Regions from separate parts of the Homo sapiens genome. Here region 2 is linked to region 1. A link is a loop called in an ENCODE intact Hi-C map of the cell type or tissue named here. Cell type or tissue: Calu3. All regions are shown on one strand. Each heading gives the region's core, and the rest is flanking DNA. Links, peaks and the distances in the headings are about the cores only. Region 1 overlaps BICC1 (BicC family RNA binding protein 1). Region 2 overlaps BICC1 (BicC family RNA binding protein 1).

Region 1 (15,241 bases), core at 4,267-9,266:
AAAGAGCTCAATACCATTCAACCCAGCAATCCCATAATTGGGTATGTACCCGAAGGAATAGAAATCTTTCTACCATAAAGATGCATATGTATGTTCATTGTAGCACTATTCACAATAACAAAGACATGGAATCAACCTAAATGTCCATCAATGGTAGACTGGATAAAGAAAATGTGGTACATATACACCATGGAATACTACACACCCATAAAAAAAGAACAAGATTATATTCTTTGCAGCAACATGGATGGAGCTGGAGGTCATTATCCTAAGTGAACTAACACAGGAGCAGAAAACCAAACACCATGTATTCTCACTTATAAGTGGGAGCTAAACTTTGAGTACACATGGATGCGGCCTAACTGAGGGTGGAGGGAGGGAGGAGGGTGAGGATCCAAAAACTACCTAATTGGATTCTATGCTTATTACCTGGGTGGTGAACTTACTGGTACACGGAACGCGCATGACACACAGTTTACCTGTATAACAAACCTGCACATGTACCCCTGAAACCAAGTTAAAAAAAAGACTGTCTTTCAGAATTTCTGGGAAAATTTTATGTCAAGTGACTGATAAAAGTAGAAGCCCAGAAAATAGTAGTTATTGGTGAAAATTTCAGAGAGTAAAATAAAAATCTGAGAAACAGAAGCACTTGAGAAGAAGGTAAAAATATATTATTATAGCAACAAAGTAACAGTACTAATACTGTTATTATTATTATACTGTGCTGACATGTAGTATTATATTGTGCTGGCATGGAGGTAGTTTTGTGTGGTTCTTATAAGGAGGATTGTCTAAAAAGGACTCTGAGAGTTCTCTCTGAATTGCCTAAACAATGAGCTAGTTAGCACTGGGGCTTACCCCTTCTCCTAGCAAGAAGAGCTCCTCATTGTCAGCTGCCTGTGGGTCTAGGGGCCCTTTGCTCCAGCAGAAGGTGCTGCAGTGAGCCACAGGACTCCAAATCACCAGGTGCTGAGCAGCTAATATTCCCAGACAGCCCTTATAAACAGCAGCACCCAAACCTGGAGTACTTGGTGCTCAAGTAGTGTATTTGTCTTCTCCCCGACAACACAGGCAATTAACAAGGCCACCTTCCCTTGTTTGTCAAATAAGGAGAGTATAGTAATAGGGGACACATTTCCTGCCCTAAAATCATTTCTCCAGCAGCATACCCTGGCCCTGGATCACCTCTCCTCAGGAATAATGAGAGATTTCAGGATTGTGTATCTTCTTTTCTTGCTGTGACTCTTGTTTTATAAATTTCCTGAAAAAAGTTCATTCCTTAACCCATTAAAAAAAAAAAAGAGTTCATTCTGATAGTTCACATTCTAACCAAATACTTTAGTGTACTTCTAGCCCGTCTCTTCTCAGAAGGTGAGAAAGCTGGTTTCCAGGATCCTCAGTGTATTAACTTTATGCCTAATTAATTAGTTAATTGTGCTGAACATAACCAGTATTCCAACTACTCAAGACTCCTTCTGACATCTTTGTACCCTCCCATTACCTCCCTTCCTTGGCTACCAGTCTCATAGGACTGATGCCTCTGCCTGGCAACTCCACCCCATCCCATTGCACCTCCTCAGGAGGAGAGGAGAGAAAAGGGAAAGAGAAAGTCACCCCAGGCGACTTCATGTGCTGCCAAGGTTGAAAGCCACTGTATTTAACATTTACACACATTATGTCTCTTTAAATATTTCAAAGCCTAGATGCTTTCCACATGGAGTAGTAGAGATTTAAGAAAAGTATATTTTTATCAGCTTCTCTTTTTATAATTTGTCCATTTCTCCCACAAGTGGAATAGAGAGGTAAGTTCTCATTAATTGTGAGGCTGTAGTGGGGTGTTGATGGCTGGATTTTATTCGAATGTTTTCATTTCCTCTGTGGTTTTAGGGCAGTGGTTTTCCAAATGGTCTGATCTAGTGCATTGGTAGCAACCTGATGCTGTCAGGTTTTTTAAGGGGGAAGATTCTTATTTTCAAATTCGTAATTTTTTAAAGGGCTCGCATATCGAGCTTGAATTTTTTTTTTTTTTTTTGTCCCTGAAGTTCTCTCATGCCAATCCTTGTTTCTGCTTCTTTGCTCAATTCAGAATACTGGTATTCAGTTAGTTCCATGTCATTTCTCTCTGGAGTTTAGAAATGGCATTTTAAAGGCATCAGGCATCCCCTAGCCTAACCCCACCTCCTTTAGGAAAACTGGAAGGAGAAAAGGTAGAGGGTCACTGGCCTAGATTATAAAAATCAAAGCACCAAACCTGATTATAGTCAAAAGAATCCTAAGAGTGATCTGAAGCTAAATTCCATGGCTGTGTGATTCATGATGATCTAAGACCTTTCATCTGTTTTTCATTTTCTGAAGATTGTTAAGTTGGTTGCTATTATTGACAATGTTTAGGTTTAAACAATTAGAATTAAGGTATAGAGTTACCTACATATGCTGTGTTCGGGTTGTGCTCATTTGTTGGCACAAGTTGATTCTGCAAAGGTTATGTGGCAAAAGTTTAATTTAGGTCATCTCTTGCATAGTGGAAATAGCTGAAGTCATTGGAGGATAACAGTGCTTTAAGTAAATTTTTACTTAAAAATTTGATTAAGTATTATTGAATTTATACTTCAAATCTGATATAATTTGGCTTTTAACATATGAGGCATTGAAATTTGGTATAGTTTTAAAAGATGAAATCAAGAAAGTAAAATCAGAAAAATTCGAGTGTAGGTTGAGAAAAAATTGGAAAAATATAGAAAACTATACTTTTTAACCTTAGAACTGTCACATTTTGGAATTTAAAAATTGTTATGAAGAATAAAATGTTCCATCTCTTATGTTCTAAATTTCCATGTATTGTGTTTTCTCTGCAGTGAGGTCCTTTGAGAGGCACATATGGGCGTGCAGTTCCATTCTCTTAGTGTGTGCCTGTGTATTGAGTAGCACCTGCCTCTGGTGTACTTGAAGAAAACTTAAGTGGCTATAGAATTAGTAGTCCCTCCAGGCCAAAATACAAATGACACATATCTTGGACATCTTCTACTAGAAGAATATAAAAATCCCAATGGCCTTTAAAAAATTAGAATAATGTTAAAAAACACAATTTATAATTTCGTTTCTAAAATTATCTGAAGGAATTGGAAGGATATTCCATTTTTAAATGCCCAAATGAAATAATCCTTTTAAACAAGGGTTTTCCACCCATGATGAAGGAGGTTAAATTAAAAACTTAACTAAAATGAGAACAATTGTGTTGTTCTTTAGTTCTTGCATTAGGAATGTGAAACCAGAAGTCAGCTAAGTCTCCATAGCAAGCATCTGTATTTACAAGATGAGTAACACAAGTCTGAATGTTGCGAAAGCTCTCGAAAGGTGAAAAAAGTTCAGAATATCAGACGTTTTGACTAGAAACTCTGTCACTGATTATCTCGTATTACAATGAGAAGGGCATGACATGACCCCTGATTACTTTTACACCTTTCTTGCTTCTGAATCCTTGTTTTTGAAACATAGGAAAGAACTATTTTGTTGACAACATTGCAGTTTCATATAGTTCATCCTAATAAATGTATAACAAAACTATCATGAGATAATATAGGAGATTTTGTAACAATCTGGTAAGAAAGGAAAAGTATTGCGAGTTCTGAACATTCAGTTACATGTGGAAAACTTGTATAAAGTGAATTTATTGCATTTGTTGTCATCACTTTTCTGAAAAAGAGAACTCTTGCAACTAAAATAAAATTCTTTTTTATCCAGTGTCTAGAATAGTACCTGCCACACTGTAGGCACTCAATAATGTTTTGTTGAATAAATAAATGAAAGATGTCATTTTTATTTGTAGTTGGCTTTGAACATCCAATTTTTTTCTTTTTCTTTTTCTTTTTCTTTTTTTTTTTTTTTTTTGAGACGGAGTCTTACTCTGTTGCCCAGGCTGCAGTGCAGTGGCACTATCTCGGCTCACTGCAACCTTTGCTTCCTGGGTTGACGCCATTCTCCTGCCTCAGCCTCCTGAGTAGCTGGGACTTCATGTTCATGCCACCATACCTGGCTAATTTTTTTATTTTTAGTAGAGACAGGGTTTCACCATGTTGACCAGGCTGGTCTCGAACTCCTGTCCTCAGGTGATCCACCCACCTCGGCCTCCCAAAGTGCTGGGGTTACAGGTGTGAATCACCACATCCGGCCCAATTTTTAGGTTTTATTTAACAGACATTTTCTTCCTCCCAACTTCTAGCACTGGACAACCTCTGGTGTGTTTTCTCTTTCTTTTCCAACATGTCATTTAAATCAGGGGTCCCCAGCCCCCAGGCTGTGCACTGGTATCGGCCTGTTAGGAATTGGGTCACACAGCAGGAGGTGAGCGGTAGCCAAGTGAGCATTACTGCCTGAGCTCCCCTTCCTGTCAGATCAGCGGCAGCATTAGATTCTCATAGGAGCATGAACCCTATTGTGAACTGTGCATTCAAGGGATCTAGGTTATGCACTCCTTATGAGAATCTAATGCCTGATGATCTGCGGTGGGACAGTTTCATCCCGAAACCATCTCCCTGCCCCTGCATTCGGTGAAAAAATTGTCTTCCATGAAACTGGTCCCTGATGCCAAAAAGGTTGGAGATGGTTGGTTTAAATAGAATCATATGCTATAGTCTTTTGTCTTCTTTTATTTATTAAATCCTTTGAGATTCATCTCATTTGAGGTTGTTGGGTGTGTCAGTAGTTCATTGCTTTGGTTCTGAGTAGTGGTCTATTGTATGGGTATATCACATTAAAAACATTCATTCACTAGTTGATGGAATTTGAGTCATTTTTAATTTAAGGCTTTTATGAATGAAGGTGCTGTAAAATGCACATAGAGGTCTTTGTGTAAACATATATTTTCACTTCTTTTGTATGAGTGCCTTGGAGTGTAATTGTTGGCTCATGTAAGTGTGTGTTTCACTTTCTAAGAAAGTGCCAGATTATTTTCTAAAGTAGCTATGCCATTTCAAATTCCCACCAGCAATATAGGAGAGTTTTAGTTGTTTCACATCCTTGTCAGCACCTGTTATTATCTATCTTTTGAAATGTTAGTCATTCTGGTGGATACTTAGTAGTTTCTGATTGTGGACTTATTTGCATTTCTCTGAGAACCAATATCGAGCATTTTTTAATGTGCTTAATCATTGTTTCCTTTGGTGAAGTATATGTTTGAGATTTTGCTAATTTTTTATTGGATTAAAAAGCATTAAGAGTTCTGGATATAGGTTCTTCATAAGATATAGGTTTTGTAAATAGCTTTTTCCTCAGTCTGTGGCTTTGTTCTGCATTTCAGACATTTTTCATTGGATTATTTTATAGTTTTTATGTCTCTGGTAAAATTTCCCTTTCTATACAGACACATTGATAATATTTTTCATTAGATCCTTATATTAATTGTAGTTATTTTAAAAGTTCTATCTGATATTTACAAGTCTGGGCCATCTTGAGGTCTATTTCATTTGACTATGCTATCTGTTGATGATAGGCTTGTGGGTTTTTTTTTTCCCTCCACTTTTGTGTCTTGTAATTTTTTATTGAATATTGGTATTGTGTGTTAAAGAGCAATAGTCTGTGGTAAATAAAATTAATACCCACAATGGTTACTTTTTTTGTTTCTTCAGTTCGTTAATATAGGGGAGTGTGTCAGTAGTCAGTATTGTCAGCAGTTGAGCTGGGTTTGAATTTTGCTGTTGCTGTAGTTACCTTGAGTGCAAACAGACTTCAGATTTCTCCAGTGGTGGATGGATTGCTGCTGCTACATTGAGCTTAATATGAGTCCCGGAGTGTGGTACAGTTTTCTGTGTTCCTGATCTACCTTTGGCTTTCTGCCAGCTCTGTACAGCTGTGCCACAGGGGTCTGTGTTATTGCCACTTCCCCAGTAGTAGACTACTGCTTGTTATTACTTGGTAAAAAGTTCATGGAAGGGTAAGTGGGTGGTTTGGTAGTCTGTCACTTCCCAGCCTCAGTTTTAGTCAGGTCTTGTGTGCCGAAGCCTCAGGAAAGGGGCATTCTCAGTGTTCCCACCTCTCTCAAAAACAACCATTTTTGAAATCTGCAAGATCAATTTTAATAGTATCTTGTTCCCTTAACATACTTTTGATAACTTCTCTTGTGTTTTTAAGCATAAGTATTCTGTATAATATTATTATAGTGCCTGCATTATTTTAGTGGTCTTTTTCTGTTGACTCTCACTAATCATGGCTTTTCCTCTCATATCTTTGGTGGTTTGATTGTACTTGTTGAAGCCCGTATTTAAACTCCTTGGCCTCAGAGAGTATTTTTGTCTTTATCTGCCTGGGAATACAGCCATAACTAAATGAATCTGTTTTGCTTTGTTCATGAATTCTATCGCCAATAGTGCATAAATACAATCTTGTGTTTAGGAATTCAGAGGAGAGAGGTTTTTCATTCCCCTTGCTTCACCAAGGCAAAACCAGGCACTCATCTACACTGTGAATCACTAAGGGAAAGTTTTATTTTATTTCATCTTCTGAGACTTTATGTGTTTTGATCTGAAATTTATTTTCTATTCTTTAAACATTTTTTAAAACCCACGCTGTAGACCACCAGGTATTAGTGGACATTTTGCTGGCAAATGCTGGCTCTAGCCCTAATTTACCCGTCTATTTCTTTGTTATCATTTCTGATCTCTAATGAATTTTATAACCTTGCAAAAGTATGGTTTTATATTTTACTCAGCATTTTGAGATATTTTCTGTTTAAACATGTATAGTCGGTTTCATCTGAACATCCAGTTTACCCTCTTGCTAGACGTACAAGTTCCTTATGTTCTCATACTTCTGGCCAAGCAGTTGATATATTATATTGGTAAAATAAAAACTTCAGCCAAATTAAATTTAAAGGAGCTTAATTGAGCAATGAATGATTTGCAAATCGGGCAGTCCCCAGAATCACAGCAGATTCAGAGACTCCAGGGGTGCCTTGTGGTCAGAACAAATTTATAGACAAAAAAACGTAAAATGACCTACTTTCACTTTCAGAAGTGAGGTGCAGAAAGAGTGAGATTGGTTACAGCTCGGCATTTGCCTTGTTTGAACACAGGTTGAACATTCAGCAGACTGTGAGTGGTTGAAGTAGGCCACTGAGATTGGCCAACACTCAGCTATTGTTTCAGGTGCATATTACTAAGTTAGGTTTTCAATTTTGTCTCACTGTTAAGCTAGGTTATAGTTCATCTATAAGGACTCAAATATAGAAGTACTGAGTCCTTCTCAGGCCATATTTAGTTTGCTTTAACAATATCCTAATTATGTTCTTTTCCTTCAGCCAGCATTTTAATTCTAATAGGTTGCTGAATGTGACTTTTAATTTTTGAATCCTTATCCAAGCACACAGAAGGTGGGAAGAAGTGTGATGTAGTATAAAAGTGCTTGGATTTTTCATTCAAGTGTATATATGCTGGAAATACAAAATCAGCATTTATTAGCTGTATGCTCTTGGGCAAGTTACTTAGTGTTTGAATCTCTTTCTTCACCTGTTAAATGGAATAGTGAGGCCTTCCTTTTATGGGACTAAAGACAGAAAACCAATCTACCTAAAACCTCCTACCTTGCATGACCCCTCCCACCATGCATAGTAGCCATTCAATTGCTGATATGGCACTCTTTTTCTCTTTCTTAATTGAATTATTTAGGATATACTTGTTTTTTCCTTGAGTTCCTCCCTGGAAACAACTTTAAATAAGATACTAAAAAATTTCAGCTATTTGCTCCTATTTAACTTGTCTACTTAATATTTAAATTCCTTTGATAAATATATTAGACATAATGGGTTATTCTCACTTTTCAATAATGATCTAGATGAAAGAGGCTTACAATTTGGTCAGCTAGAAGGAAAAAATTTCAATTTAGTGCCACTGACAGTTTTAAGGAAGGCAAATTACTTACCAAACTAGGATTTCATTTTATTTTCAAACTAATTACTGTGTGTTTGTACCTCTGTAGATTATATAAGTAGGCTCCAGAAGAAACTACTTGCTTATTCTTCTTGGCCTTTTAGTCCTTTTAAAAGCTAATTTGTAAAGAATGACATGTAAGTTTAGATATACAATTTCTCATAGCTATTAATGATATTTCTTTACCAAACTATGAGAACACAGTAATGATTTTTTAAAGTGAAGGTATGAGGTATTTGAGGGAATTTTATGAAGTCTGGTCCCATTTGTTCACTGGAATTATGAAAAAAATATAGCAAAAGTAGAAGTCTTTGGATACTCTTATAATTCTTAGGGAAGGTAGTTTTAACCTTAATTCTCAGGGTTCAAGGAATTCTTATATTTCCCTTTCAAAGGTCTGGATGGTGTTACCAATACCAAAACACACTTTTAAGTACTCTTTTTTTTTGGCAGCTCCTTTTTTCTTAAACCATTCTGTGGAATTAGTAAAGAACAGTGAAATTGGATAAAGGCAAAGGCAATAGGGTAGAGGGGAGGAAGTAAGCCTGAACATCTATTACCAGTCTCTGAAAGATCAAATTTACCTTTTAAAGTAACTACAGGGTTCACTTGAGTCTATTTATTTTGTCTATGAGGAAATAGAGTGTCAGAGAGATGACATATCTATATGAACTAATAGCTACTCCTTGGAGAAGCCAGGACTGGAGGATGCTCCTAACTCATAGCTAGGTGATCTTAAATCTCTCTAAACTTCCTTTTCAAATGTTAAATGGGGAGCATGCCTGCTTAATCAGGTTAAGTAGATTAAGCAGAGGTAAAGCACATATTTATGAAGTGTTCATGGATACCAGATGTTCAATAAAAGTTTTTTTCCTTTGTCTCATCTTGGCTTACTGTAAATTTTTTAAAAAACATAATAAATTAAAAATTGGTAGTAAACAGTTTACACAGAATGAAATATTTCACGGTCATCCGGCTTTTAAGAAAATGCATAGCATGCAAACTGGAAGCAAAAGTTCTTTGGGAAGAGTCCTTGAGTCATTTGAATTTGGAAAGGAAAGGAAGTTTTACGTCATCTGTAGATGCTCTGATTTCAGTTGGTGCATTATTGCCTTGGGCCAGGTGCACCAATTTATACAAAAAGTAGTTTTAAAAACTTTTCCTCTCCATTTCTTTTATGAATTCATCTTGTGTGAGCTTTTGATCCTCACTGAATGACCTTATAAAATAAAGGGAAAAATCAATAAAGCTTAAAACTTATACTTTTCACTCAATTTTTTTTTCCAGATGAATTCACAGTGCTCTGAATCTCACCTTTAGGTTTGACCCTGACTGAAAAACATCTCAAAATTTTACTTTTGCACAACAACCTGTATCCCAGTAATCATATTTGAGCTGCACTTTTACTTCATTTGCCCTTTTAAAGAACACACATTGCAAGGATTGCATCAATTTAAATGGACATAGCATGTGACTAGAAATTATCTTATTTGGGAAAAGTGTTTTATTGATAACAGAGAGTTCTGGTGTTGGTTTACTCATTTGTTGATGATCGTTACTTCATTTTGGGCCAGTTACAGTAAACCAGAACCTAGGAACTTGCAAAGCCAGATTATTTTTCCTTCTCTTCTACTAATGGTGCATCTAGTTCAGTATTTTTCCTGATCAGATTAAAGAAAAACTTAGAAACTCAGGAGTTGGGACCAGCCTTGAGCTCACTTAGCTTTTTCTCCCTACCATCCAGCCCCACTCTGTCTTTAACAGTGGGAATCTAACAAGAAATAGTGCCTATTTGAGGGATGTTTATTTGAAGGATTAATAAACATTTATTTTGAAATCTAAAAGGATTGTAAAAAGTTTTTGAGCAGTTAAAGCCCATGTTTTTACTGTAGTTTGTATAGTAAGAGAAACTAATATCTAAGAATATTTCCCAGATTATTTGTTAAGAATAAAACCTTATCTACTGAAAATAAGCAATAAAATATAGTTTCTTAGGTAGTGTATATGAATAGGCAATTAAAATACTTGTGCTACTAAATGACAGTTCTTTTTTTTTTAAATATACCCAGTTGAGCATCTCAAACCTCAATCCAAAATGCTCCAATGAGCATTTCCTTTGAGCCTCATGTAAGCGCACAAAAAGTTTTGGGTTCCAAAGGATTTTGGATTTTGGATTTTGGACACTTAACCTGATACGTATACAGGAATGCTTGCCATTTAATAAACTCTATGTATTGGTTGAGAATGATGAGAGTCTATTTGGAGCATCTGAATTTGTAGTTGGTTTTGAAAATTCAAATTATGAGTTTTAATTAAAAGGACAATTTGACCCTTATATTTTGAAGATGAATTTTTAGTAAAATTTAACTAAGCTTTTAATAAATTGTAGTTGCTAATTTTTGCAAAGAAAGACCTGGGGTGTTTTTATGTACAAACTATTGTATTTGATAGTGGAAATTAAGGCTAGAAACAATATTCCTAGGGAAACATGCAAAAATACGTTGAGTAACATAATGTGACATTTGAGATGCCAGTGATAGTTATCTACTATAAAATAGGTCCCACATAGCTGCCAGAGTATAAAAATAACAAAACAGAATCCCTTAAAACGTTACATAATTCAGAATAACTGTTATTTTCCCTAATGAGCTAGAACTTTACCCATATATTTTTTTCTGAATTAACATGGTGTTAAAATATTTCTGTTTCACTCTTTTGCTGCAAAGTAAATGTTTTGGGCTTTTGATAATGATTTCAAACGGCATTAAAATTCTTTGTCATTGCATTGCTCACAAATCCATTAGTAGTAAACATTCATGAATTCTTAATAAAAGTGAAGATGTGAAGGAAAGGAAGAAGAATGTGCTCTGTTTATGTTATTGTAAAGTTTTAGATCGTGCTTTTAAAGAAATGCAGCTTGGTTAAAGTTTTTTTAACATTCTAATGGGAAAATGCACAAAAGTTGAGATAATTTTGCATGGAATACCAGATATCCACTACCTAAATTCTAAAATTATTTTTAAAAATATTTGCTTTATCACATATCCAATCTTCTATCTGTTCATCAATCCATCTTATTTTTTGATGCATTTCAAACTAATGCGCAGAAATATCCCTACACTTCACCTCATCAGCGTGCATACCAATTACTAGTGTCAATATTTCTTACATAGCTTTTTTGGGGGTGGTTGTTGTTAAACATTCATAAAGTAAATGTAGCATTCAATGTGTTTCTACAAATGTATATATCTATTTCACCCAAACTCCTATGACGATATAGACCATTATTATCACATTATCATCCTACGCCTTCCAAAAAACTCCACTGAATATCCTGTCCCCATCTGCCATGGCAACAAAAATACCCCTATGGCACTAGGGCAAAGTGAGTAAATGTGAAGAAGAGAATACTGGCAGGACTTTGGGTCTGATCACATGGGAGGAGTCAGGGACAGGCAGTGGTCAAGGATGACACTGAAGACTGTGACTTGAACAGTAGAGGGAATGGCAGTGCCATTTACTGAAATAAAGACTTGTGGAAAAGATATACATTTAGATGAGCTCAATTTTGAACATTCTGATTTTTAAGTTCCTGTGAGATCATCAAATGGAAATACCTAGCAAGTAAAAGACTTGTTTTTGGCATCTTTATTCATGAAAGCCAAAAACTGAAAGCATCCAGGTGTCCATAGAGTGGATAAACAAACTGGTGGGTTTCATACAATGTAACCATACTCATTAATAAAAAGGAAGGACCTACTGACACATGCAACAATATGGATGAAACCTGAAAAAGCGTTATGCTGGGTGAAAGAAGCCTCACCCCATAGAGCAGGCACTGTATGTTTCCATTTATATGATATTCTAGAACAAGCAAAACATGGCTCTACGTGGTTTGCCTTCTCTCTCGTCTTCCCTTTTTCTTGTCTTTCTAACCACATGGTTTTGCATGACCCTCGTCCTTCCCATGTAAGGCGGTTTCCCTCTGCCTTGTCTCTTTAATGAGATCATTCCCATTTCTACAGAGTCATATTCTAGTGTCTCCAAGAAAACCTTCTTATATTAGTTGGGATTAGAATTGTCTGCAGACATAGAAAACCAAAGCAAAACAAAATAACCATTGTTTAAATAAGTTGGAAGGGTATTTGTTATGAAAAAACTCTGTAGCAAGGTAGTCCAGGTCTGGTGTGGTGGCTGTTTTCCAGAGACCTCAGTAACCCAAGATTCTTCCACCTTTACTGTTCCCATCTGGAGGGTATGGCCCTTATCTTCATAATCCAAGTTGGAACTGTGGATATCACAGTCCAGTTGGCAGGCTGGAGGGAGACACAAAAGACATTGACAAGCTGAATGATGAGATTTCTTAGAATCTGCTAAAATTTCCCTGGACAGAACTTAGTTATGTGCCTTGGGTGTTACCTGTCTTCAAGGAAGGCAGGGTACTTAAGTGTCCATGTGTCCAGCTAAAAATGGGGTTCCAATTGGGACAAATTGGAAATTAGGGTGGGCTGCTTAACTACTTCCATGCTTCCCTTGATTTCACATTATCCTCCAGCCATTGTCCTGTTTCTCTGCTGCTTGTTAGAATTGATACTTCTTGAAAGAGTTATCTACTCATAACATTCTATTATACTTCCCAAATTGCCTTGTTTTTTCAACTCACTCCAGCTTCTGCACTCACTCTTCCATGTAAATGGCTATCAAGGGTACCCATGATCTGTTTCAAAATGTAAGAGATACTTTAAAGTTCTCATCTTATTTGGTTTCTCATCAGCATTCAATTCTTTTCCTTTTCTTGAGATTCCCTGTAAAAGGAACAGCCTCGAGTTTTTCATTTGTCGTCTATGACTTTGTTGTTGTCTACCACCATTCTGGAAGCTCGTTCCCTGTCATTTTTCTAGCATTTCCTGTTCTGTGCAGTGTCTAAATGTTGGAATTTTTTAAGGTTTAGTTTTTATTGTGGTAGCATATACATAACATGAAATTTACCATTTTAACCATTTTAAAGTGTACATTTCAGTGGCATTGAGTATATTCACATTGTTGTGCAACCATCATCACCATCCATCTCCAGAACTTTTTCATTATCCACAACTGAAATTCCATACCCATTTAACAATAATCACCCATTTCTCCCTCCTCCCAGTCCCTAGCAACCACCATTCTACTTTCTTCTCTCTCATTCAGACTTACTGGAGTAAGTCTCTCAGTAGATTTACTTTTTAAATTCTATTCACTATTATATACCTAATGCTTAACATAAGGACGGGCACTTATTTAGTATGCAGTAGATGTTTGTGAATTGAGTGAATGCTAATCTCCCTGGCATGTTTTGTGTTACCCCATTTGATGGAACCATGCTTCATATTGCAGCTTAGAAAAGGTAGCCTTTTCTGATTATTAGACTAGTTGGGGTCTGTATGTCAGATGATATCATTGCACTTTGTAAATTTTTCATGACACTTAACTTTGTAATTATATATCGGCAAGTGGTGTTTGACAGTTTGTTTCCCTGTATGTACTATAAGCCTCACAAGAGCAGGGACCAAGGCTGTCTTGGCCACCATCCTTTCCCCGGTGGGAAATATAGTCTCACACTCACCTTGTTTTATAAATGAATGCTCAGTGATAAAAATAAACCTCTTTAACTGGTTACATTTCCTAATACCTGAAAACTGTATGCCATTTTATTCTTTGTGACTAGGTGTTGGAAATTGAGGTTATATTGAGGGAATTTGAATTTCTTGAAACCAGAGTTTGGAAAGTTTAGTGGTTTTTAATTGGATCCTCTTTAAATGTTGAGAAGCTAAAGATTCACCAGGGGAAAGCCATTTTGAAACTTTTACTATAAGAATCACATGAAGAGGTCTGATATATTGCCAAATCTAATTCTGCACTGTTGCAGATGAATGCAATCTTAGGACATCTGTGTGTTTGTCTTTCTAGCTCTCCCTTGTGACATCATTAGTGCACTTAAGCCTCCAGAGTAGCTTCTTTGGAAATTTTCATTACCAATTAAACTCATTTTTGAAATGTATAAATTCTTTGAATATTACTAATAACTTTTTATAGGCTCCACATTTTTTTCCTATATCAGGAAGATTTAAAATTACTTTTGCAGAAACATACATGTAGAGTGCAGTAGGTATTTTCTACCATGCTGTACCAAATTCAATAGGGTAACAATTTTTCTGGCATCCTCTGGGAAGGAATCAGTTCCAATATTTATTCAGGAAGTATTATTGAATTCCTACCATGTGCAAGGGGATTTACATATAACCCTTGCCTTAGGCTTAATTGGACTCAGTTTTCTAGCAGCCTTTAGCCCTGTGCCTCCCCACCAAATGCTTTAGCCTGTAAGACAGGTGCTGGACTATAAAGCTGTCTGTTCCTTCTTCCTAAGATCAAAATCCAGCTAGTTATAAAATGCCGTGGAGCACAAGCTTTTATGATTCTGGTAGTAGCACCATCTACTCACTTTGAGTATTACCACATTCTTGTTATTTTTTTCATTTTTATTTTTTGTGATTGAGTCTCCCTGTGTCACACAGGCTGGAGTGCAGTGGCACGATCTTAGCTCACTGCAACCTCCACCCCCTGGGTTCAAGCGATTCTCCTGCCTCAGCTTCCCCGAGTAGCTGGGACTACAGGTGTGTGCTACCACGCCCAGCTTTTTTTTTTTTTTTGTATTTTTAGTAGAGACGAGGTTTCACCATGTTGAGCTAGGCTGGTCTCGAACTCTTGACCTCAGGTGATCCGTCTGCCTTGGCCTCCCAAAGTGCTGGGATTACAGGTATGAGCCACCATGCCCAGCCTATTTTTCTTTTAATCTATCTCAGGTAAACACTCAAGCTAATAGCTTGCTGGTTGTATTTGTCATACAAGTTATGTTCACTGTAGGCCATATTGTGTTTGTCTGAATAATGGTTTTGAAATAAATCATTTAGCTACCAACATTTTAGAATTAAGGAGATTTACATACCAATTTGGTTTTGTAGCTTCTCTTGGAAAATCTGAATGTCTGGCTATTTTGTGCCAGCATTTGCACGTGATAGCTGGAGCTGGTGTTTGCAAGCTTAGGCAGGGACAGTCCCTATCCTATTTGCTGCACCTCTGACCACTCTTTATTATTTCCCTGAAACTCAGATCAAGTGTCAGTTACCATTTATCCTTGTCATTGTACTATTGGTTTTTTTTTTTCGTGGTAGAGTGAAATAATTTTTGTACCATGTCTGCAGGTCAAGGGGAAATATTAGTGAAGGGGTGTTAGTGAATGCCAAGAAAATGAGACAATATATTTCTTTGGGCAAATGAGTAAT
Region 2 (15,241 bases), core at 6,361-11,360, 110 kb before region 1:
TTCAGGTAGCAGGTGGTGCTTACAGGTCATCTCTACTGAGGCATCGTTGGTGAAGTCCTCTAAGACTCAGCTCTGGGATCCTCTGTAGTGAATGGCTCTCATAGTTGCAGGAAAAACCCAGGTCCAAATGACACCCACAGTTGACCACAGTTTTACCTAATTAAGTAAAAAACTTTTTTTAAAAAAATAATTTATTTTGTTATCCTGTTACCAGTACTTTCAAATACTTAAGAAAAAAATCAATATTAAAGTATCAGTTTTGCAATCCAGAGGATATTTGTACTTTTTCAAAAAAATTTAAAAATTAGAAAAAAGATAACATATTGGCCTCCTGCCTTTTAAATATTTAAGGGATGAATCAGACTTTCAGATGTGCTTAAATTGGTACCTAGAGACCTAATGGAGGTTTCTTATTTTCTTCACTGGTAAGATTTTGTCATTCATTCCAGTAGATACTTTTAAGCAACCTTTTTATTTTAGAGCAGCTTTAGAGATAAAGTTATGAATATAGTACAGCGAGTCCCCCTATACGCCAAACCCAGTTTCCCCTTATTATTACCATCTTATATTAATTAATGAGCCAGTAATGATGCATTGTTATGAACTACAGTCCATACTTTATTCAGATTTCCTTAGTGTTTACCTGCTGTTCTTTTTCTATTCTGGGACTCTATCCAGAATATCACATTGCATTCATTGTCATGTCTCCCTTGGCTCCTCTTGGCTGTGACAGTTTCTCAGACTCCTCTTGCTTTTGATGATTTTGACAGTTTTGAGAAGTATTCCATAAAACATCCCTTAGTTGGGATCTGTCTGATGTTTTTTTCTCATGATTATGTATTTTTGGGGAGGAAGTCTAAAGAGGTAAAGTACCATTCTCCTCATATTAAGGGTGTACACTATTGTGTCAGCATCATGTTTTACTGTTGATGTGAATCTTGATCACCTGGCTGAGGTGGTAGTCATCAGGTTCCTCCATTGTAATGGTATTGAAGGCACTGCGTGCAGCCCATGTGTGAGTAGGAGTCATGCTGCACTTCTGTGAGAGGAGAGTATCTACATCAACTATTCGGAATTCTTCTGCATAAGAGATTGGTCTCTTCTCTGTGTATACATGCATGCATGTATGTATGTCAGTATGGATATTTATTTATTTTATACTTTGGATTATAATCTAATACTTGTTTATTTCATTGATCAGACTGTTGTAGCTTTGGCCATGGAAGCTCTTTCAGTTGGCTACTGTGTCCCTTTGATATACCCCCACTGTTGCATTGTTGTTGTTTTTGAGTACTTTCTTAATTTCTGGCACTACAAGATGCTCATGCACATCTTGTATATTCCCTGCTCCAGTGCTAGAATCAATGATTTTTTCCAAGGAGCCCTGGTTTCTTTTATTGGAGACTGTTACTAGAAACCAAGATCTGCTATGCTCATTGCTACTGGGATGTGTTGCTTCTAGGCTCTTTCAGCTGACAGAGCAAGGAAATATGTTGTGTATAATAATCTGTGTATGTTCACATATTTATAAATATTTGTATTTGTGTCTGTCTATATTAAGCCAAATATGTGTTTATACTGATGACTTCAACTCTTAATCTGTTACCACATGGCTCATTGGAGTTTTCTCTCATTGCTTCTCTGTAAACTGTCATTCAAACACTGAGAGATCTGGCTCCCAAGAGCCACGATCCATTTGCATTGTTCAACTCCAGTATACAGTATAATAGTGATTTTAGAATTCCTAACTAAATACCCTGTGAGAAACAGTTTTATCCACAGAGCTTATGCACAGTGCCTTTTGCCTTTAGTCTTACCTACTCCACTTATTTGTAAGGATGCTCAGGTCAGCATCTTTCCCATTCCATCACTGAGTGTATTTTATACATTTGCTAGATTCTTTCACCACAGCCTGCATTCCATCTTGGATTCTCCAACCTCCCAAATGATTTTTTACAATTTGCATACATTAAGGTTAGCTCTGTATTTTGTGGGTTTTGAAATTTACAATGTCATGTATCCCCCATTAGAATATCAAAGAGAATACTTTCATATCCTAAAAATCCAATGTGCTATATTTATTCAACCCTCACCCCTTCCGAAACCCCTGGCAATGATTGACCTATTTACTGTCACTGTAGTTTTGCCTTTTTCAGAATGTCACACAAATGTCATATAGTACATAATCTTTTCCTTGGCTCAACATCATATTTATGTATATGCATATAAGAGTTATCTATGTTGTTGTGTTTTTGGGGAGGGGAGGGGACAGGGTCGTGCTCTGTCACATAGGCCCTTGTTTTTGTTTTAGTTTACTTTGGGGTGTGTGTGTGTCAGGGTTTCCCTCTGTCACCCAGGCTGGAGTGCAGTGGTGCGATCATGGCTCACTGCAGCCTCAACTTCCTGGGCTCAGGTGATTTTTCCACCTCAGCCTCCTGAGTAGCTGGGACCACACACCTGGCCAACGTTTATATTTTTTGTGGAGACAGGGTTTTGCCATGTTGCTCAGGCTGGTCTCAAACTCCTAGACTCAAGCAATCTGCCCATCTTGGCCTCCCAAAGTGCTGGGACTACAGGCATGAGCCACCTCCCTCAGCCAGTTTTTTTTTTTCTCCTATGAATAGTATTCTATTATATGGATGACAACAGTTCGTTTATACACTCACCTGTTGAGATTGTTTCCAGCTCTTGACCAGTATAAATAAGACTTCTATAAACATTCTCATGCAGGTGTTTATGTTGACATAAAATTTCAAAGGAGCACAATTGCTATATTATATGATAGAGACTGTGTTTAGCTTTTTAAGACACTGCCAAACTGTATTCCAAAATTTGGAATGGTATACAGCTTTTGCATTCACTCCAACAATGAATTGAGAGCTCCTGTTTCTCTGCATCCTAGTCAACGTTTGGTATTGTCAGTTTTTAAAATTTTCGCCATTTTAATAGATGTCTAGTAGTATCTCATCATTTTAATTTGTATTTCCCTAATGAGATAATGATGTTGAGCATCTTTTCGTATGCTTATTTGTCATCTATGTATCTTCTTTGGTGAGGAGTCTGTTCAGATTTTTTTTTTTTGGCCCTTTTTTTTGTTGTTGTTATTGTTGAGTTTCAAGAATTGTTTGTTTGTTTGTTTTTTTCTTTTTTTTTTTTGAGATGAAGTCTCACTCTGTTGTCCAGGCTGGAGTGCAATGGTGTGATCTCGGCTCACTGCAACCTCCGCTTCCTGAGTTCAAGCGATTCTCCTGTCTCAGCCTCCTGAGTAGCTGGGATTACAGATGTGCACCATTGTGCCCGGCTAATTTTTTTGTATTTTTAGTAGAGACGGGTTTTTACCATGTTGCCCAGACTGGTCTTGAACACCTTTACCTCAGGTGATCCACCTGCCTCGGCCTCCCAAAGTGCTGGGATTACAAGTGTGAGCCACTGTGCCCAGCTTAGTTTCAAGAATTCTTTGTATATTTTAATTATTTATTTAGTTTGGAGACAGGGTCTTGCTCTATCACCTTGACTGGGGTGCAGTAGCATGATCATGGCTCAAAGCAGCCTCAAAATCCTGGGCTCAAGTAATCCTCCACCTCAGCCTTCTGAGTAGCTGGGACTACAGGCAGTGCCACCATACTCTACTAATATTTTATTTTCAAATATTTTTGTAGAGACGGGGTTTTGCTATGTTGACCAGGCTGGTCTCAAACTTCTGACCTCAAGCAGTCCTCCCACCTCAGTCTCCTAAAGTGCTAGGGCTACAGGCATGAGTCTCCCTGCCCCGCTGTATATTTTATATACAACTTCTTTATCAGACATGTTTTCTAAATATTTTCTCCGAATCTTTGGTTTGTCATTTCATTCTCTTAATAGTGTCTTTCACAGAGTAGAGTTTGAATTTTATTAAGTCCAATTTATCTATCTTCTTTCATAAATAATGTTTTTTTGTATTGTATCTAAAAACTCATCACTAAACCCAAGGTCATGTAGATTTTCTCCTATGTGTTCATCTAGAAATTTTACTGTTTTGCATTTTATGTCTAGGTTTATGATTCATTTTGCATTGTTTGTAAAATATAAGGTCCAAGTCCAGGTTCATTTAATTTTTTTCTTGGTGTATGAATATACAATTATTCTAGCATCATTTGTTGAAAAGACTATGCTTTTTTCATTGAATCGCCTTTCTGTGTTTTTCATAAATCAGTTGACTACATTGTATGGGTTGATTTCTGGGGTCTGTGTCTTGTTCCATTGACCAATGCATCTATTCTTTCTGCCAATTCTACAGTTTGGATGGAGTTTGATTTTAATTGGTATTAATTTTTATTTGGGGTTTGAGAAAGAGGTTCTCATTCAATTTTATGACAGTGCTTGTGTGTTTGGGTGTTTTTAAGATATTAGACATTTTATCTCCTTCATCTTGTCATCAGCTTTTAACATTCCACATCCTGTTTGTTTTTAAGTGACATTGAGAATGCACGTCTCTGATCTTCCTTCACATCTCAGTACTAGTAAATACAACCTCTTTCTGACATATGATATACTTGTTTCCTTTTTATCTGTTCCCCTGATCCTTCACTATTTCATAAAAGTTCATAAAAGCAGGGCTTTTAAAATTTGTTGTTCACTGCTGTATCCCCTTTACCTAGGACTTGCCTGGCATCTGGTAAGATCTCAATGAAGTAATGTGAACTAGATTAATGAAATATGAGGTCTCACATTTATAACATCTTTGAACAAGAGGTTATTATACAAAGGTGAATTTGCTAAATGGCTGAACTTTATACCTTTAAGCTGCAAAACTTTTATTATTTATTTACTTTTAAATTGACATAAAAATTTAATATGTTCATGGTATATACAACATGATGTTTTGATATATGTACATATTGTGGAATAGCTCAAATGAGCTAATTAACATATCCATTACCTTACATACTTAATTTTTGTGTGTGTGGTGAACACATTTAAAATCTGTTTTCTTCTCAGTAGTTTTCAAGTATACAGTACATTGTTATTAACTGTAGTCACAATGTGTACAGATCTCTTGAACTTACTTTTCTTGTCTGTGTGAAATTTTGTATCCTTTGACCAACATCTTCCTAATTCCACACCTCTCCTTCCCACCCAGCCCCTGGTAACCATCATTCTACTATTTGTTTCTGTGAGTTTGACTTTTTTAGATTTCGCATATAAGTGAGATCATACATAATTTCTCTTTCTCTGACCTTAGGACTTTTATGACTTCTGACCTCTAAAACTGTAAGACAATAAATTTGTGCTGTTTTAAGTTGCTAAGTTTGTATTATTTTGTTACAGCAGCATTAGGAAAGTAATACAGATGTTTAGTGCAAGGAACACCATGCAAGTTAATTTTAGAAATTAGTCTTCTGAAATGTTTATAAAATATATAAAGACAAGTTTTTTTTGGGGGGGGATAGACTCTCCCTTCTTTTTTTAGCTTTTTCTTTAATGAACATCAAGCAGATTTTAATGCTCATTTTGTGTGCTAACACTTCTTTGTCATTTTCAAGGGTAGCTTTTTGGAACTTTGTCAATAGAGTACAAAAATGTAAAAAAAACCAGTCTACTGGGTCTGGATGGGAAAGAGTTCACTCTTCATGTGTTAAGAGTCTTAACTTCTTGGTTACCTACAGTGTTTGAGGGGAATGGTGACTTATAGAACTAAAAACATTGAATAACTTATGTTTTACTATACAGATTTATAGTTGCACAAATCTGTAGTTGATATTTTCAAACTGTAATTACATTTTATTCTTATTTCTTTTTTTATTATTTTATTTATTTATTTATTTTTGAGATGGAGTCTTGCACTGTCACGCAGGCTGGAGTGCAGTGGTGTGATCTTGGCTCACTGCAAGCTCCGCCTCCCGGGTTCATGCCATTCTCCTGCCTCAGCCTCCTGAGTAGCTGGGACTACAGGTGCCCGCCACCACACCCAGCTAATTTTTTGTATTTTTAGAAGAGATGGGGTTTCACCGTGTTAGCCAGGATGGTCTCCATCTCCTGACCTTGTGATCCACCCGCCTCGGCGTCCCAAAGTTCTGGGATTACAGGTTATTCTTATTTCTTAAACACACCGTAGTGAACTTTTTTGTTTGTGCTATGTCATATAGTATTTTGACCAGAAATAAGGAAATTGAGTTAAAGTCCTGTTTCTGAAACTATCTAGCCAAGTGATCTTAGGAAAGTTATAATTTCTCTAGGTCTCAGTTGAACACTAGATTGGTGGTGAGATATCTTCAGATCTCAACAGTCTCTAAAATTCTGATTGATATTGACTGTATTCCTTGTGACGTTTTTTAAACAGGGCTTTCCTCACAATGATATTAAAGTATGTAGAACATTCCACGTAGGCATGGGCTTTCAGACAGATATATAATATTTTAGTTATTATTTTAAAGAAATTTTTATTCATCTGCCTTTGTTGCTAAGTGTTCCTGTGTTTATATATTTTTTCCTACTGAATTGTAGTTTTGTTCTTTTGTCTTTCCCTTTAAATTGACCCCCATAGGGCTTGTTCATCCCTATAATCTGTTAATAGACTCTCTCAATAAATGTATGACAGATGTAGTGGTGGAGAGAAGACAGACCTCCCAAAGATGTCCATATTCAAATCCCTGGAACTTGTGACTGTGTTACCATGGCAAGGGGAATTAGGTTGCAGATGGCTTTAAGGTTACCAATCAGCTGTCCTTAAAGAGGTTAGCCTGGGTTATCCAGGTGGGCCTAATGCAATCACATTGGCAGTAAGTGAAAGAGGGAGGCAAAGGAGTTAGAGTCAGAGGAATTCAATGTGAGAGCAACTTGATTGGAATTGTTGGACTTCAAGATGGAAGGAAGCTGCAAGGAATGTCGGCAGCCTCTAGAAGCTCCAAAAGTCAAGGAGACAGATTATCCTCTAGAGTTTCCAGTAGGATTGCAGTCCATCAACACCTGGATTTTAACCCAGTGAAATCCATTTTGGACTTCTGACCTCTGAAACTGTAAGACAATAAATTTGTGCTGTTTTAAGTTGCTAAGTTTGTATTATTTTGTTACAGCAGCATTAGGAAAGTAATACAGATGTTTAGTGCAAGGAACACCATGCAAGTTAATTTTAGAAATTAGTCTTCTGAAATGTTTATAAAATATATAAAGACAAGTTTTTTTTTCGGGGGGGCTAGACTCCCCCTTCTTTTTTTAGCTTTTTCTTTAATGAACATCAAGCAGATTTTAATGCTCATTTTGTGTGCTAACACTTCTTTGTCATTTTCAAGGGTAGCTTTTTGGAACTTTGTCAATAGAGTACAAAAATGTAAAAAAAACCAGTCTACTGGGTCTGGATGGGAAAGAGTTCACTCTTCATGTGTTAAGAGTCTTAACTTCTTGGTTACCTACAGTGTTTGAGGGGAATGGTGACTTATAGAACTAAAAACATTGAATAACTTATGTTTCAATTTATACTATTTGGATTCTGTAGAAGAAGAATTTTATTTAAAATAATGTTTTTGTTATGTTTATTTTAAATGATATTGAAAATGAATTACATTTTCTCAAGGTCATTTAAAATGAACTGATTCTTTATTGGGTGATAGGTGGAAGGCAGGAATTGATTGAATTCATACCTGTTAATCCCATATTAAATTCTTAAGGAGTTAGGAAGATCTGTGGTGGTTGTACTAATTCTACAGTTAAGGAAAGCTGAGAGTCAGAGAGGACAATTTAAGTGATGAGCTCTATTAGCTTATCTGTTTTATTGTCGAACCCTGAGCAGAACTTAGTCTCTGAACTTTAAATCCGGTCTTCTTTTCCTGTCTTGTAAGACAAAAATGGGAGAATTTCAGGCTTTTAAAATTGAACTTTAGTCAATGCTGTAGTTATGTAATTTTTATAAAGAGCCTACAATATATAGATTCTCTTATTAAACATGTTAGCCATTATAAACGCCTTAGGCAAACAGGCATTCTTATTTTATGGTTCAGTTTCTGAAGTTCCTACTCTTTTTTGTTGTTCTTCCTGTGATGTAAGTCAGGAGCAGTGGTTTTGGAAGAAAGTATAAAGAAGGTGCAAACATCAGAAAAAAAATGCTTGTGTGTTTACTAGAACAGCATTTGTATAATAAGAATTACTTTGTGTTTTTGATCCATGAAATATACACATTCATTATGGCTAAAAGGAAGGACCTAATTTAAACAATGTGATATCAATGTTGGTTTAATATCCTGATTTTTAAAGTCTTATATGACTTACATTTGATTTTTTTTTTTTTGCCTCTCTAGCCTTGTTAGAATTACATTTAATTTTGGTATAATAAATTCTGTTATATATACCTCCTTTTCTATTTTATATATTAATATTTTACTATTTTATTTTCTTGTAAGCTTAATTCTGTTTGTTTCTCTTTTGGCTCTGTGACTGATCAAGAACATATTAAATGTATAAAGTCTGAGCTTGTTATTTTAAATTTGTAATGTCCAGGTTTTGTTATAAATACCTTAGTGTCTTTCTTTAAAAAGAAAAAGAACAAGTAATAAGTAACTCACATAGTGGGGAGAGTAAAACCATTTTAGCTGAAATGGTTTAGATCTAGGATAATTATTTGGGGGAAAATACATTTTCGAGATTTTTTCATATTTTTGCTTGAATTACCTTTACTTTCAGTGCAAACTTCTGAAATTTGATGTAATGTACTCTTTATTCCTGTTGTAACAACCTCATAGATGTCAGGTTTTTATTTTACAGCTGAAGAGAATAGAGGCTGTTGGACATTTTTTTTTTTTTTTTTTTTTTTTTTTTAGGTGGCTGACCCTAGGACGTAAGCAGCAATACTAAATGTTGCAACTTGTGGTCCTATGTATTGTAACCTGTTGGAAGTAGAGTAATTAGTAGTACTGGTGGAAATCTTAAAAACATCAATATAAATAGGCAAAATTTCTTTTCTGATTATCAAGATCAAAAAAGGGAAGCTAAGGTCTAGGTGATGAGGTTCTCTATGTGAAGTCAGTTAATTTTCAATGAGCAGATCAGCGTTCTTATCTCTTCTCACAATAATGATTAGCAGTTCTTTGCAAAGGAAGTTTCAGTGAGTGCTTGAAAAATATGGGTCACTGAGGTCTGTCATGCGAAACTAAGTGTTGGCCTGGCATCTCTGGAACTCAAATGATGGCCAAGCAGGCTTGACTTCAGTGAAACAGGGTTTTAATGATTAAATGGAAATGGATGAAGTTGGTGAACAAATATAGTGACTTCAAAGCCTTTAACTTGGATTACTGGAGAATCAAGTGAAATATTTCACCACTGTGTTATCACTAAAGAGAATCAGTTCTGTGTGTGGTATTGGTTCTTTAAACATTATGTTCTACACTAAGGACCCGAACTGTCATTCCCAGTTAGATAGTGTTTGAATGGGAAGTAATGTTGAATTGTTTATTCTTAAAATTTTTTTTTATTTCCTTAATTATGGTTATTTAGATAATCCATCAATTATAGAATGAGAAGCCTATTTGTAAGATTGTGGAATTTCTAGTTTTCGAGTGTTGGGGGATAGTTAATATTATGACAAATTATTAACTTAGGGTGATTGCGAAAGTTATACCTCCTAGGTTGAGTTTAAAATGCTAGTCTCTTACTGTTGAATGTGAAACCTTGAATATGTCTAATTTTTATTGGCATGGATGTATGCATACAAATAGAGAAAGGTAAATTCTACTCATTTGCAGCTTCTCAGATATTCTGAAATTGCATTACTAGCTCTAAAATAAACATAATAGGTCAATTTGGTCTTGCATCGAAGCATTTTATGTAAGGAAAATGTATATTAAAAGTTATTGAATTTCTTGATGGGCCATAAATCCCCTTAGCATCAAAGTTTGCAGCTTGGTTAAGAGTATGAAGGAGAAAAGAAACTTGACCAAGAAATGTTACTTAGAAAATATTTGTATGGAGTTAAATTACCATAATTTCAATTCCTCTTATGCCAGATTTTGCCCTTAAAAGTGAAAAGCAATTTGATTGATAGAGCAGTTGATGCAGGCAGGCAGAAACCTTTTTTTTTAAAAATCACTCTTCAGATTGCTCATGAGTTTGTTTTTTTCTTAACATCACTTACAATATTATCATTATGTAAATATTTGCTGTGGAATCAAGTAGTATACTTGGAGTGATTAAGAAGAAAACAATCTTAAATTACTAAGTATGCAGTTCAAAAGGTAATGGCCTAGGCATCAAAGTCCGAAAGAGTGTCAGTTTTGTCCTTTTGTCTGTTTCTTCTCAGTCATATGAGGCTTCCATTTAAAAAGAATTCTCATATGTTTTTCTTGCATTACTATTTTTTATTCTAGTGTAACATCTTTTTAAGTGGTTTCTTCATATGAGGTGTGTGGTTAGTAGAATTATGGCCCCTAAAGGATGTCTACATTCTCATTCCAGGAATTCATGAATGTTACCTCGCGTTGTAAAAGGGACTTTGCAGATGTGATTAAGGATCTTGAGATGCAGGATTGTCCTTGATAGTTATTTTTTCTCTGTCTGAAGGATTTCCTTTAACATTTCTTATCCTTTAATATTCTCATTTTGCCTTTATTTTTGAAAGATGTTTTCGTTGAGTAAATAATTCTAGGTTGACGGTGTTTTAAAATTGCTTTTAAGATGTTCTACTCTTTTCTGGCTTGCATTGTTTCTGATGAGAAATTGGCCATCAACATTGTCTTTGTTGCCTTGTAGATAATGTGTATTTTTTTTCTCTAGCTGTTTTAAAGATTGTCTTTAACATTGGTTTTAAGCAATTTAGTGATATATGACAGCGTCTTTTTTTTTTTCATGTGTTCAGTGGAGTTCATTGAGCTTCTTGGATTTATAGCTTTATTGTTTTCATTAGATTTGGAATAATTTTAACCATTATTTATTCAAATATCCTTTCTGTTTCTCCTTCATTGGGAACTCCAATTACACATATATTCGACTGCTTGATGTTGTTCCACAGCTTATTGATGTTCTATTCAATTTTTTCCAGTATTTTAAAAATCACCATTTAACTTTAGATAATTTCTGTTGCTATGACTGTAAATCCAATCTCACATTTTTTTCTCACATAGACTAATGTGCTATTAATACTTTCAGTGCTTTTTTACCCCAAAGATGTAGTTTTCATCTTGAGAAGTTTAGTTGGGATCTTTTGAATATCTTAACACTTTTCAAATTTTTCTCTAGCTTTTTAAATACACAGTAACCTTTTTTTAATGTTCTTTTCTGTTATTCTAACATGTAACAATTCTATGTTGGTTTCAGTTAATTGATTTTTCTTCTCATGGCCTGTATTTTCCTGTTTCTTTACATGTCTAGTAATTTTTGATTAGAGGCCAGACATTGTAATATTACCCTTTTTGGTCCAGATATTTTCGTACTCTTGAGCTTGTTAAGGGATACAGTTAAATCACTTGGAAAGAGTTTGACCCTTTTATGTCTGTCTTTCTGCTTTCTCAGGTAGGACCAGAGCAGCATTTAGTTCAGGGCTAGTTTTACCTCCTACTGAGGCAAAAGCCTTCTAAGTTTTCTACCTGATATCCTGTTAATTATAAGGCTTTCTACTCTGACCATTGTGAACAGGAGGAGCTGTTCTAAAACTATGTGAGAGTTAGGATTATTTCCTATAATCCTTTCAGTTGGTTCTCTAGTAGTTTACTCATATGCATGGGTTGATCGGTACTCAGCTGCACACTCAAGGAGTAAGCCTGAACATCTCCAGAATTCTTTGTCCTTGCAGCTTTCACCTCTTTGCTATTCTGCCCTGCAAACTCTAGGCGTCTTGGTCTCTTTGGTTTCCAGGCCCAGTTCCTCTACTTAGAGAGACTTCTAGGTTCCACCTTGCTTCATGCTTTTCGCGTCACAATCTGTAAGTTCTCCTGGCAATAAGCTGGTTCAATTGTATGATTATTTTATTTGTTTCCCCCCAGGAATCGGCATGCTTTGTTGCTTGTTCGGTGTAAAACCACTCTTAAATTTATGTTTTCCATTTTTGAGTTGTTTTCAAATGTGAGGGTAAATCAGGTCCCATTTTCTCTATCTTGGCTGGCAGAGTATGTCTCTTGCCTATGAGATCTTAATCTTAACTCTAAGCAACATTCTTAGTTTCTTAGTTCACAGGTGCTGCTGTAACAAAAATTCCCTAGATTGGGCAGTTTATAAACAACAGAAAATTATTTCTCACGGTTCTGGAGCCTGGGAAGTCCAAGATCAAGGTGCTAACAGTATAGGTGTCTAATGAGGACCTGTTCCTCATAGATGATGCCTTCTAGCTGCATCCTCACATAATGGAAAGGGCAAGGCATTTACCTGGGTTCTCTTTTATAAGGTCACTGATCACATTTATGAGGGCTCTTTCCTTACACTTTAATCACCTCCCAAAGTTCCACCTCCTAATACAATCACCTTGAGAGTATGTTTCAAAAATGAATTTTGAGATGATACAAATATTCAAACCATACAAATATTCAAACCATAGCACTTAGGATTGCCTTTTGTGGTACTTGTTGCTGTTGCTAACTTCATGATGTGTTTTAATTAATAACCACCCCCCCAGGACTTTTACTTTCATAATTGAGCCCCGAAAAATAATGTATTTATATATATTTAGGAGATTTATAATGACTTATCTGAGAGTCTGTAAAATATAGCAGAAATCTCAGTGTTCAGTCACAATGCTGAGAAATACTAAAATTAAAGTTGTAAAGGATTTACAGAACTGAAAAATGGTAGCATGCTTACTCACTTTTTGCATGCTAAATTTATTTCTAGGCATTTGTGTTTTTTTTTTGGTAAGTAGATATTGTAAATGAGATTGCTTTCTTGAATTGTTTTTCAGCTCTTTCATTATTGCTTTATAGAAATGCTACCAAATTTTGTATTTTGATTTTGTGTCCTACACCTTTATTAAATTCATTTATCAGTTCTAAGAATTGGTGGAGACTTTAGGTTTTTCTGTATATAAGATTATATTGTCTGCAAACAGAAACAGTTTGATTACCTTGTTTCCAGTTTGGATGCTCTTTCTGTTCCTTAATTGTTCTGGCTAAGCCTTCCAGTACTATGTTGAATGTGAGTGGTAAAAGTGGATATCCTTTTCTTGTTCCAATTCTTAGAGGAAAGCCTTTCACATTTCCCTTGTTCAGTATGGCGTCAGCTATGGGGTTGTCATGTATGGCCTTTATTGTGTTGAGGTACATTCCTTCTATGTGTAATTTGTTGAGAATTTTTATCATGAAGGGATGTCGAATTTTATCAAATGCTTTTTCTGTGTTTATAGAAATAATCATTTAGGTTTTGTTCATTTTGTGATATATCATGTTTATTGATTTGCATGTATTCCTGGGATAAAGCCCACCTGATCATGTTGTGTAATTTTTTGATGTGTTGTTGGATTTGGTTTGCTAGTGTTTTGTTGAGGATTTTTGCATCTAGGTTTATCAGGGGTTTTGGCTTGCAGTATTCTTTTTTTTTTTGCAGTGTCTTTGTCTCGCTTTGGTATTAGGGTAATGCTGGCCTCATAGAATGAGTTAGGAAGAATTACCTCCTCTTCAATTTTTTGGAGTGATTTGAGAAGAATAAATGTGAGTTTTTTTATAAGTTTGGTAGAATTTAGCAGGAAAGTCATCCATTCTTGAGCTTTTCTTTGTTAGGAGACTTTATTACTGACTCAATCTCCTTACTCATTATTAGTTTGTTTAAGTTTTCTATTTCTTCCTGGTTCAATCTTGATAGGTTGTATGTGTCAAGGGATTTATTCATTTCCTCTAGGTTTTCTAGTTTGTTAACATAAAGTTGTTCATAACAAGCGCTGATCTTTTGTATTTCTGTGTTATCAATTGTAATGTCTTCCTCTTTTATTTCTGATTTTGTTTATTCGGGTATTCTCTCTTTCTCCTGGTTAGTCTATCTAGTGGTTTATTGATTCTGTTTATCTCTTCAAACAACTGTATTTCGATTTCATTGATCTTTTGTATTTTTTTAGTCTCTATTTTGTTTATTTATGCTGTGATCTTTAAATTTGTTTTTCTTTTACCGACTTTGGTAGAAGGAAAGATTTGCTTTTGCTTTTTAAATTCCTTGAGGTTGTTCATTTCAGGTCTTGCCACTGTTTTGATGTAGGTGTTTATTGCTGTAAACTGTTTTCTTAGTTCAGCTTTTGCTGTATCCCATAGATTTTGGTATGTTGTGTTTGTATTTTAGTTTAATAATTTTTTTTGTTTTCTTCTTAATTTTTCTTCATCACTCTACTGGACTCTACTGGTGTTCAGGAACATATTTTCATTTCCATTTATTTGTACAGTTTCCAAAGTTCTTATTTATTCCTAGTTTTATTCTATTGTGATATGATTTCAATTTTTAAAAATAGGTTGAGGCTTGTTTTTGGGTTATTATCTGGTCTATCCTGGAGAATTCTCCATGTGCTCATAAGAATGTGTATACAGTAGCTGTTGGATGAAATGTTCTGTAAATGTCTGTCAGGTCCATTTGGTCTGTGATGCAATTTGAGACTGATTTTTGTTGCTGTTGATTTTTCTATCTAGATGACCTGTTCAATATTGACAGTAGAGTGTTGAAGTCCTCAACTATTATTGTATTGGGGCCTGTCTCTCCCTTTTAATATAATAATATTTAGATCTATTAATTCATGCTTATGTATCTGGGTTTTCCAGTGCTGGGTGCATATATTTACAATAATTATATTTTCTGGCTGAATTGATCTCTTTATCATTATATAATGACTTTTTTTCTCTTTTTATAGTTTTTGACTTAAAAATTCATTTTATCTAATATAAATATAGCTACTCCCATTTAGTTTTGGTTTCTCTTTGTGTAGAATATTCTTGTTCATCCCTTCATGTTCAGTCTGTGTGTTCTTTATAGGTGAAATGAGTTTCTTATATGCATATAACTGGGTCTTGTTTCTTTTTTTAAAAAAATCTATTCAGCAACTCTATATCTTTTATTGGAGAATTGAAACCAACCATTTATATTCAGGATTACTATTGATAGGTGAGAGCACACTCCTGTTATTTTGTTGTTTTCTGGTTGTTTTGTGTATCATTTGTTCTTTTCTTCCTCTCTTATTGTTTATCTTTGGTGGTTTTCTGTAGTGATAGGGTTTGATTCCTTTCTCATCCTTGTGTATCTGCTCTGTCAGTTAATTTTATACTTTCATATGCTTTCATGATGTTAAATTTTGTCCTTTTACTTCCAGATATAAGACTCC

Evidence for each region. A loop is a pair of places that touch in the nucleus more often than their neighbours do. Peaks named below come from ENCODE experiments on the same cell type or tissue, not always from the same donor. Only the 100,000 strongest peaks of a DNase experiment are listed, where the experiment ranks them.
Region 2: a loop joins it to region 1, with 2.1 times the contacts of the local background. A loop is called at or near these places in 1 of 110 quality-filtered maps.

The regions. Positions count from the first base shown.
Region 1 is chr10:58,659,194-58,674,434 of GRCh38, forward strand. The region is part of intron 2 of BICC1 (BicC family RNA binding protein 1); the gene reads left to right. Among named protein-coding and RNA genes, the nearest start is that of BICC1, 150 kb to the left of the region's middle. In Calu3, for the core only: no CTCF peak of the experiment used is centred there; a DNase peak (open chromatin) is centred at 7,078.
Region 2 is chr10:58,546,548-58,561,788 of GRCh38, forward strand. All of the region lies in intron 1 of BICC1 (BicC family RNA binding protein 1), which reads left to right. Among named protein-coding and RNA genes, the nearest start is that of BICC1, 41 kb to the left of the region's middle. In Calu3, for the core only: no CTCF peak of the experiment used is centred there; a DNase peak (open chromatin) is centred at 9,134.